Regions from separate parts of the Homo sapiens genome. Here region 2 is linked to region 1. A link is an interaction called in ENCODE POLR2A ChIA-PET data of the cell type or tissue named here. Cell type or tissue: endothelial cell of umbilical vein. All regions are shown on one strand. Each heading gives the region's core, and the rest is flanking DNA. Links, peaks and the distances in the headings are about the cores only. Region 1 overlaps COL4A2 (collagen type IV alpha 2 chain). Region 2 overlaps COL4A1 (collagen type IV alpha 1 chain).

Region 1 (4,388 bases), core at 77-4,076:
AGCAATCCACAGACGCCGGAACACGAGTCAGAAAGGAACAGAGTCCTCTGAAGTCCCCAGAATCGCATGGCTGAAAACGCCCCGAGAGTACCCAAGGGTCACACTCACACATGCAGAGCCTGAAGCAAGCGAGAAGCTGGGGTTTGCTCTCGGGGAACTTAACAGCCAAGGACATAGAGTGAGCTCGAGACCCTAAAGACTCTCTGTCCCTGTGCAGTTCTTTGTGCTTCGTAATGTCTTCATGAGCTACAGGACTGCTCTCCTTTCTTCCGCAGCTGCCCCAAAAGACTGGATCTTTCTGCCCCTGGGCTAGGAGAAGTACCCTTCAGAAGATGCTGCCAAAGGAACTCCCCAAGGTGGGGAGGGGATGAACCTTAAACATTTTCTTTCTACACTTCCACTCTTCTCAAGTCTTCTCATCCTCTTCCTTTATCTCTTTTTGTTCTTTTACATCTTTAGAATGAAGTCTTTGGAAAGGTGGATTTGCTGTATTTGTAGTCAGCTTACATGAGGACCATGGCCATATCTGTGGCTAGAGTAAATTGTCCTTGGCTGGGCGCGGTGGCTCACGAGGTCAGGACGTCAACACCAGCCTGGCCAAGATGGTGAAACCGCATCTCTACTAAAAATACAAAAATTAGCCGGGTGTGGTGGCGTGCACCTATAATCTCAGCTACCAGGGAGGCTGAGGCAGGGAACTGCTTGAACCCAGGAGGCGGAGGCTGCAGTGAGCTGAGATCAGGCACTCCAACCTGGGCAACAGAACAAGACTACATCTGAAAAAAAAAATTGTCCTCTTAGACTGGACTCTGCAGGGGCACCAGGTGCCCATTGGGTGAGAGGTTCTCAGGCTCTGTGAACCAGGAGGCCCATTTATTATCCACTCTACCTGTCACCCACCCTCAAGGATTCAAGCCATTCTGGCAATGTCATAAACCGCCAGGATGAACCTTCTTCCTTCCAATCAGTGTAAACAGTGTTACTGTTCTATACTGGGTTAGTTACAGGATACATTATGAGTTTATACAGCTTCATGGAGTGCCATTGTTCCATTTCTGGAATGCTTCTGAAGTGCCACAGACTGTCATTATTTGGATGGTCCAGGTTAGCAACTCCTCGGCACCGAGCACCTCTATTTTGACTCCTTCTTTGATTTTTTCCTCCCACCAAGTTTACTGAGCATCTATTATGGTCCCAGGTATTGTGCTAAGACTGAGGATACCAGGTTCAAAGATCAGATTTCCAGAACTGGAAAAGATGAGCAAGATGATTAATTCTGGGAGATCCCAGTCTTTTATTAATGAAGACCTACTTTTGACTCTGTTTTTGTTTTTTTTCCCCTATATCTGAGGCTTGTAGAGAAAGGGGCTGTGCTGCTGGAGGCTGAGGCTGACATGCACTCCCTCTGGCTCAGTCCTCACAATTGGGTCGGAGGCAGTAAACTCGTTTGAGACTGACCGGCCAGGCTTCCAAGGTCAGGGAAGCCCCTGCTCCCACGACATTCTTCCCACGAAAACTGGGTGCTACAGAGATTTTAGGGAACTTCCCTAAGATGAAGCCCCAAATATGCAAGCACCAGTGATTCCCTCCATCCAGGAATCTCATCACGATGCTATTGTGATAACATGCTGCCCCTCCCACACCTACTGTCCATCAGAATTCAGTCCTCTTTTCTCTAAACGAAGGCTTTCTGCACAAAAGGTAAAAGAAATCCAACTGTTTGGCCCATTTAAAATCAAGTCACTGAAGTTTCTCTGAGCTCAATCACACTCTTCATCTCTGAGGTTCATCTCTGTTCTTACCACATGATAACGTGAAAAAATAGTTTCTTAAAGAGCTGGCCCCATCATCTCCAGAAATGATGTTAGGGAAGGTCCGTGGAAGGCACAGGCCTGCAGTACTGAAGGCAGAGGCATAACTGCCAACCACAAGTCACTGATTACAATCCAAGAGCACCATTTTCTTCCTTTTATGGGGCATACGACTCTTCCAAACATTGTCCTGCAGATACTTAAGAAAACAAAACAAAGCCCCAAACAAAAACCCGAGCTCCTTACTCCACAAGCGTTGTGACCTCCCGGCTCAGGGCAGCAGCCAGTCGTTCTTGGCTGTGGGAGAGAACCTGGGAGGGCGGCGAAGAGCAGCCAGACATTTTTTCAGCTTGCGTCTTCAGGGGACAGAAACAAGGCATTCTTTCCTTCTGCAAATCCAGGCTAGCAGCTCAGGAAAACAATCACTCCTTTTCCCAGCTGCAGAGATGGCTGGATTGCCTTGGCTGCCTTGCACGTTTCTCCCCTAATCTTCCAGATAAACCATCCCTGGGGTCCCAGGTTTAGCTTCTCGGCAGAGGCCCGTTGTTTTCAGTGAGTGCTAACTGGGAAGGCCCAGGCCAGCTCCCTCCTGCTCTAGTAGAATTATCTGGGTTTAACGGGCTCCCTAGAGCCTCAGTGCTCTTCAGGGGGAGCATTTTACCCCCACCCCCCCCCACACACAACATTTTCTGTGTCTTTTCTCCTAGTTTTAATAGTTGGCCACATGGCTCAGTAACTGTGCCTCTCTCCTCTCTCTCTCTTTCTCTCTCTCTCTCCCTCACTGTTTTCCATTGCATTTTTGCTCTTTTTTGCCAGCTAATGGTAGAAGCTCACCATTGGAGCCTTCATATGCAGTAACTGCTCAGCCTTAACAGACTATTCCCTTCTCTCTTAAATTGATGAAAGACACTTTTTCTCTAATTATTAGAAACAACTAGTGAAATATTTATAGAATATAATAAAATGCACATGAAACAGACTCAACAAGGGATCACGGAAAGATCTAATTTAAAAATCAGCTTAGGATCCAAGTGAGCAATACGCAGTTCCTATCACGGTGGCATAAATGGTTCCTTTGGAGAGTTTTGTGTGATTCCAGAATACTGTTAATCCACACCCCTGGCCTCATTAACCTACAAAGCAACAAGAAAAGGAACTTCAAGCCCTTGGCATCATGCTGTTTACTTTCAATGCATGTTCATTTAGTGAATATATGCTCACTGCATATATTTTAGTGAGTACATATATCTTCACAAGTATCAATGCTCTCTCTATTTTTAACAGTTAAAAAGTGCTTTTCCCAAAGCTGTCCTGAAAAATGTCTTGGGGACACAGACACACACAGCAGAACCTGCTGCAGGGACTTCCCTGGGACAGGCAGACTTCAGATTCTTAGAGCCTCCAGCACTGTGTCAGAGGGCTGCTTGCGGTCAGATGTGGAGCAGGACCTTTTGGATAGCAAGGGTGTGGCTAAGGGGGAACATCAGCCTAAGCCTTCAAAAGCCCCCAGTCTGGACACCATGGGCCATGCTTTGTGAATCCCAAGGCAACCCTCTCTGAGCCTGCCACCAGTACATCCGCCCTCTGACGCTGGTCCAATCTCACTTCCACTGCCCATCAGGAGCTTCCTGCCCATGCTGCTCTGGCTCGAGCCTGGCAACAGCTTCCAGCCTTGGCAGATGCCGCTGGAACGCTTGCTGGGACCATCACTCTGGACTCCACTGCCCATCAGCTGTTGAGCCCTCACTGGCACTTATTAGTTAGGAAAGCCCATTTTAAATCTTACGTTTATGATTCCAAACAGCAGGGTACAGTGTCCTTCACACGAGCCCAGTGGTTTCCAAACTTGGCTGTGATCAGCATCATGCCGGGTGCTTCTAAAACTTCCGGCGCCCATGCCCCATTCCAGAACCGCGGAATCAGAGCGCCAGGACTGCAACTGTCACTGGCCTACAGGCTTACGGATTGAATGCAGTGAGCATATATTATACGTCCTACGTGTACAAAACAGCATCAGCATCCATAGATAAACGCAGTCTGTTTTCCTCATTTCCCCTCATTTCTCCTTGGAACTTTGAAAACTGCATTGCTAACCAGTGCAGTACCCAGAGCAACATTTGGGAACTTCTGATGTAACCTGTATAGGAACTGGTGTGAGTGTCCCGTGAAGGAGCACAGAGGCAACCCAGGCCACGTGGGAATGGATGTTGTCCAGAGGATGCCAGCCCCAGGCTGAATGTGGTGACTCTTCCCATGAACTGCTTCAGAGGGAGCAGAGGAAGAACTGCCTTTGCTGGAGGCTTCCCAGAAGCTGATCAACGAAAGCTTCAGGAATAAGGCCCTGGGGTCAAGGCTCTGTATATAATATGTTCAAACATCCTCGGGAAGGAAGCTCCCAGATGAGCTGCTTGCAGATGAGATGCCACCCCCTGAGGTCCATGTCCTGCCTCCTATATTCCCCAAGCAAAACCCCTGATGCAGATAAAAAGGGACCCCCTTTCCCCAGGAAAGGGAACAACAGTATGTTTAACTCTTTCCTCCACAACATAGTCCTTTACAGATGAAATGAGGCCTACT
Region 2 (4,388 bases), core at 259-4,258, 72 kb after region 1:
CAGGTGCAGCTTAATTTTTATAATTTCTTGTTTCTGACACTGATCATCATAAATACATAAGATAAATGTAAAATAACACCACTATTTTCATAATTCCCAATGTACTTCATTACTTTGATTCTGTATTTCTTTTCTACATGCCTGTGAACTACAGGCCCAATCTTGCAGCATAATTCAAAAAGCGTTTTTATGACAATGTTCTCTCTATGTCGTAGGAAAAATATGTATGCTTCTGATTTTATAAAGGTTTTTAGTTTACTTATTCTACATTTTCCTATATTATTAAATTATATCATAAACAAGGGTGTTTTAACATATGCTTCGAGCCCTGGAGAATAGAAAAGTCTTATTTTACTGGCATCAGGAAATGGATTTTCTTCTAGGTATGAGTTAATTTTCTGGAACTTTCCTTAAAATGCTACAATTATTTTTCCATTGATGTCTTTACTGAAATAGGTTATGCACAGCCCTTTGTTAGTAGAGCATGCTGTCAATACAGCTGGCACTTTTCCAAGTGGCTCCGGGTCATCGTGGTGAGCCTGGATCAGTTCTCCGTGCGCCAAGAGGTGGGCCGTGGTGCTGCAAGGCGTGTGGAGGTGCGCGGAGGTTCGGCTTTTGCACGTTGGCCTCCTCTGCTGGGCTCTGGAAGGTGGTGTTCCCACTCCCTCCTCCTTGGGTTCCTTTCCACTTCTCACTGCTTCAAACAAGTCCCCTCCTCCTTGTGTCTCACCTGCCCTCGGCTGGAAGATGGGCGGATGACAGAGTCAGATTTGTTGAGCCTCCCACGTGCCAGGCGTGTGGTCCTGGAAGTCAGCTGATTTCCTTGTCCCAGTTGTGTTAAGAGGCAGGTGTCATTCCCACATGGGGTCATGGACAAGGCACCCGGGTTTGGAGAGGTAGAGCCCCTTGGCAAGCCATGCAGCCAATGGCCAGCAGAGCACAGTGGCACGGCCAGCATTTTAACTGAGGCTTGAAGCTCAAAAGCATTTTCCCTGCCACACCACCCTGAAGTCATCTGCAGAAGCCAAATGACCAAGTTTTTCTGGCACAGCAGTGAATGTTATCCTACTGTCATTCTTTTACTCGACACATTTTTGTTAAAAGCTCACTTGGACTGGCGAGGATGGTTGCCTTCTCTCTAAAGAGAGCAGAGAGCTGGCCATGCCGGCTTCTGCATACTCACCTCCCTTTCCCTCCCCTCCCCACCCAAGAAATCCCTGCCATCTTTTGCATTCAGGTCCAAGCTCCTGAGCCTGGCACGACAGGCATCAGAGTGCTCATCACAGGAGTGTGCAGAGCCATTCGTCATCCATATGCCTTTCCTGGTTTTGGACTGGCAGTGCCGGTGCTCTGAGGCAGGACACAGTTGGCATCGGCCCTGCTGAACCTGGCCCCTTGTCTTTATATGCTAGGGGTTGACTGAGGCCAGTGAATGTCTTGTATACTGTAGGTGCTTAACAGCAGTCTGTCAAACTTTCCTCCTGGAGTCAAATGTCATGAGCTTTGTGACCACTGCTTTCCAGAGAGTTTCTTTTTTCTGTATTTTTTTTTTGAGGGGGGCAGCTGTGTTCTAGGTGTTGATGATGTTTGGAGCATACCCTGTGAATAACAGATGTGCAGCTCTGTATAGGATCTTCATGGGGTTTAAAATCCTGACCTACATATTTTTTATGTATACATAAATACACATATACATATAAATATACATATAATAATAATTACCTATTGCCCTCAATGTTATACAGGACTGTGTTTTAAATTAAACATGTATTGTGTGTCTTATTTTGAAGCTATTCCAATGCCATTATTTGGGAACCATTGAATCTGAAAATCCTGAAATATTGCAAATTTTATCATAGCTATTATCTACTCCATGTTAATTTTCAGTTGTTTCCAGCTATAGATCAGTTTTCTTTGTCTAAGTGCTTCTTACACTCGTGTCACTGAAAACCTGAAGAGTACAGAGCCCAGCCCCTGTTTTGGGTGCTTGGATAAGGGGAGCTTACTGGTGGATAAGGAAAACTCCAGAGACTGAGAGCTCTTTGGAGTTTTCTGGGTGCTCCAGCACAGGGATGCTTTGCAAAGATTCCTCAAGCCCTTCTGCTTGTACAACCACCAGAAGGTGCTTTAGAGAAGGGGAGGCACTGAGATGACAGCTGTGCAACTCAGGATGCACCCAAGACAGAAAAAACACGTTCATCTTTGTGAGCTTGAGTTGGGCATCCTTTCCGCCGTTCTCCCTCTGTCCTTCTTGGAGGTGCTGAAAGTGTGCGTAGCTCCGTCTCCCTGCCCCTCCTCCCTCCACTGGGTCATGCAGGGGCTCCCTGGACACCAGATAGTGCGAGGTCCTTCCCCTCGCCTGTGTGGATGGTGGGGAGGCTCAGGGCCCACTGGGTGACCGGAAATCCTTTCTCCAGTGGGCTCATTGTGCTCTTTGTGCTCTGCTCAGCAGCCGCTGCCCTCGCTGTGGGTTTCCTTTGTGATTAATCCTTATCTGCTCAAAAAGGCTTGCTTCACATTTGCCCTTGGCTGCTGGTCCCTGGCAGAGTGCAACTCTGCTGCCTTATGCCTTTTTTAAGTTTTTGGATTCCTTTCAAATTTTCTCAAATCTCATTACCCTGATTAAACATTTTTTCGATTAAAAATTAAATTTCTAGAAAAGTGTCAGGAAGTATGCAAATAAACGCTGGCATGCTTTCCACTTGAGAGTCATCAATTGCTTACATTTTGCCACATTCGTGGTTTTACTGCCTCTCCATATTACTCTTGTTTTTTGCTGTGCCATTTGAGATTAAGTTGTAAAGGTCATCTCCCTTAGCCCCTGAACATGTCAGCGTTAGACCCAAGGACAAGGATTTTCTTTTACGTAAGCATGATACCTTTATTAAGTTCAGGAATTGTAACATTGTTGCAATTTTATATCCCATGTCCAGTGCACGCTCACTGTGCCAGTTAGCCTAGCACTGCCCTGTGTGTTTCCCCAAGTCAGCATCTGGTCTCCGCGACGTATACTGAGGCCCCACATTGCCCTGCCTTTCTTTGGGCTGCTGTTCTTTTGCTAGATGAGTTTTGAGTTTTAAGGTTTTCTTACCCCCATCCAGCTCCGTGGCCACATTTCTGCTAGCGTGACTCCAGGGCTGGAGGACCGGGGGTTGGCAGCCTTCTCTTGCTTTTCCTGAGCTAGGATTCGTGGCGACAGAGTTGGAACTACTCCAGGCGGGTTGTGACACGTCCGTCTCCCCACATGGAGAACGGTGGCTTGCCAGTTCCCCTTGCGTCCCTTCGGCTGGCCCGGAGCTTGGTGCGTGTGGATGCTGCCGTCTGTGAGCCCATTGTGAGACCGCACGGCTGAAACAGCTGAATTGGGGAATAGCTTTCAGCTCTTTATCTCAGTGGCGATCTTTCGCTGTGTGCAGTTTCCCGGGTGCAGGCCGGGGCATGACTTCATTCTTTAGGTTATGCGGCACCCCCCGCGCGGGCTGCTGGCTCAGTCCCCCTGCTTGCTGTATCTGCGTCTGGGGACCGCCACCACCCGCATCTGTCTCCACGTGGTGGCCATCCAGGACTCTCAGTGACGACACCGCAGACGGTTGAGCTGGGAGCCCTCACACACTTGCAGGCATCATCATCCCAGCAGGCATGGTGGAGTCTGGGGAGATGCGCAGGAATTCCCGCGGGCTCTTAGAGTCTAGTGTTCAGTGGAAATTCGTGCTGGGGATAAAGAATGGCCCTGGCTGGAGTGGAATTTCGATGACTGCCACATCATCTTCAGGAACTCCATTGTATTCTACGGGCAGCTCCCAAACCCAAGACTGCTGGCAGCAGAAAGGCCTCCAGGAAGGCACCTAGTGACGTAGATAACAAATCCGTTTTACGTGCCACATTTCCTCATAGGATGTGCATAGGATCTCCTTTCCTGAAAGCCAGGACTGGCATGCAGCTCCCTGGTTTGGGGTTGCAGCCACCTGTGTGGAGTCAGTTGGCTGGGCTGTGTCCTTGTCACCAGAATCAGCTCCCCTGACTCTCAGCGTCACACACTTCCTGATCCCAGGCTCACGCGCTGTGAAGCCTGGTGAAAGCACATGTGTCGTCTCTCCTGGGTTCACAGCCTGAGCTGTGCGCTATGAATGCGACTGCACACAGCTGTAGTTTAGGGTGCCTCAGGCTCAACACTGTGTGAGACTTGTTTTTGACTACTTTAATACTTTTCTTTATTTAGAATGTACCCCACACCTTTTCTGGCTTTGTGATGTACTCAAATTGCCTTCGTAGAATTAGGAAATCTGCATATGGAAAATAAACCAAAATCGTATTGCAGTCGGCGCTTTCCTCTTTCCTCTTTCTGTGATTTTCTACCTCCCTACCTTTCTTTATCCTTTCTTTCATCT

Evidence for each region. Peaks named below come from ENCODE experiments on the same cell type or tissue, not always from the same donor. Only the 100,000 strongest peaks of a DNase experiment are listed, where the experiment ranks them.
Region 2: POLR2A ChIA-PET joins it to region 1 with 6 read pairs; 1 of 35 experiments calls an interaction of 5 or more read pairs at or near these places.

The regions. Positions count from the first base shown.
Region 1 is chr13:110,336,533-110,340,920 of GRCh38, reverse strand. The region is part of intron 3 of COL4A2 (collagen type IV alpha 2 chain); the gene reads right to left. Among named protein-coding and RNA genes, the nearest start is that of MIR8073, 2.2 kb to the left of the region's middle. RefSeq lists an enhancer at 2,262-2,763. In endothelial cell of umbilical vein, for the core only: no CTCF peak of the experiment used is centred there; a DNase peak (open chromatin) is centred at 2,090; H3K27ac peaks cover 2,799 bases.
Region 2 is chr13:110,265,179-110,269,566 of GRCh38, reverse strand. All of the region lies in intron 1 of COL4A1 (collagen type IV alpha 1 chain), which reads left to right. Among named protein-coding and RNA genes, the nearest start is that of COL4A1, 40 kb to the left of the region's middle. In endothelial cell of umbilical vein, for the core only: no CTCF peak of the experiment used is centred there; a DNase peak (open chromatin) is centred at 2,366; H3K27ac peaks cover 1,532 bases.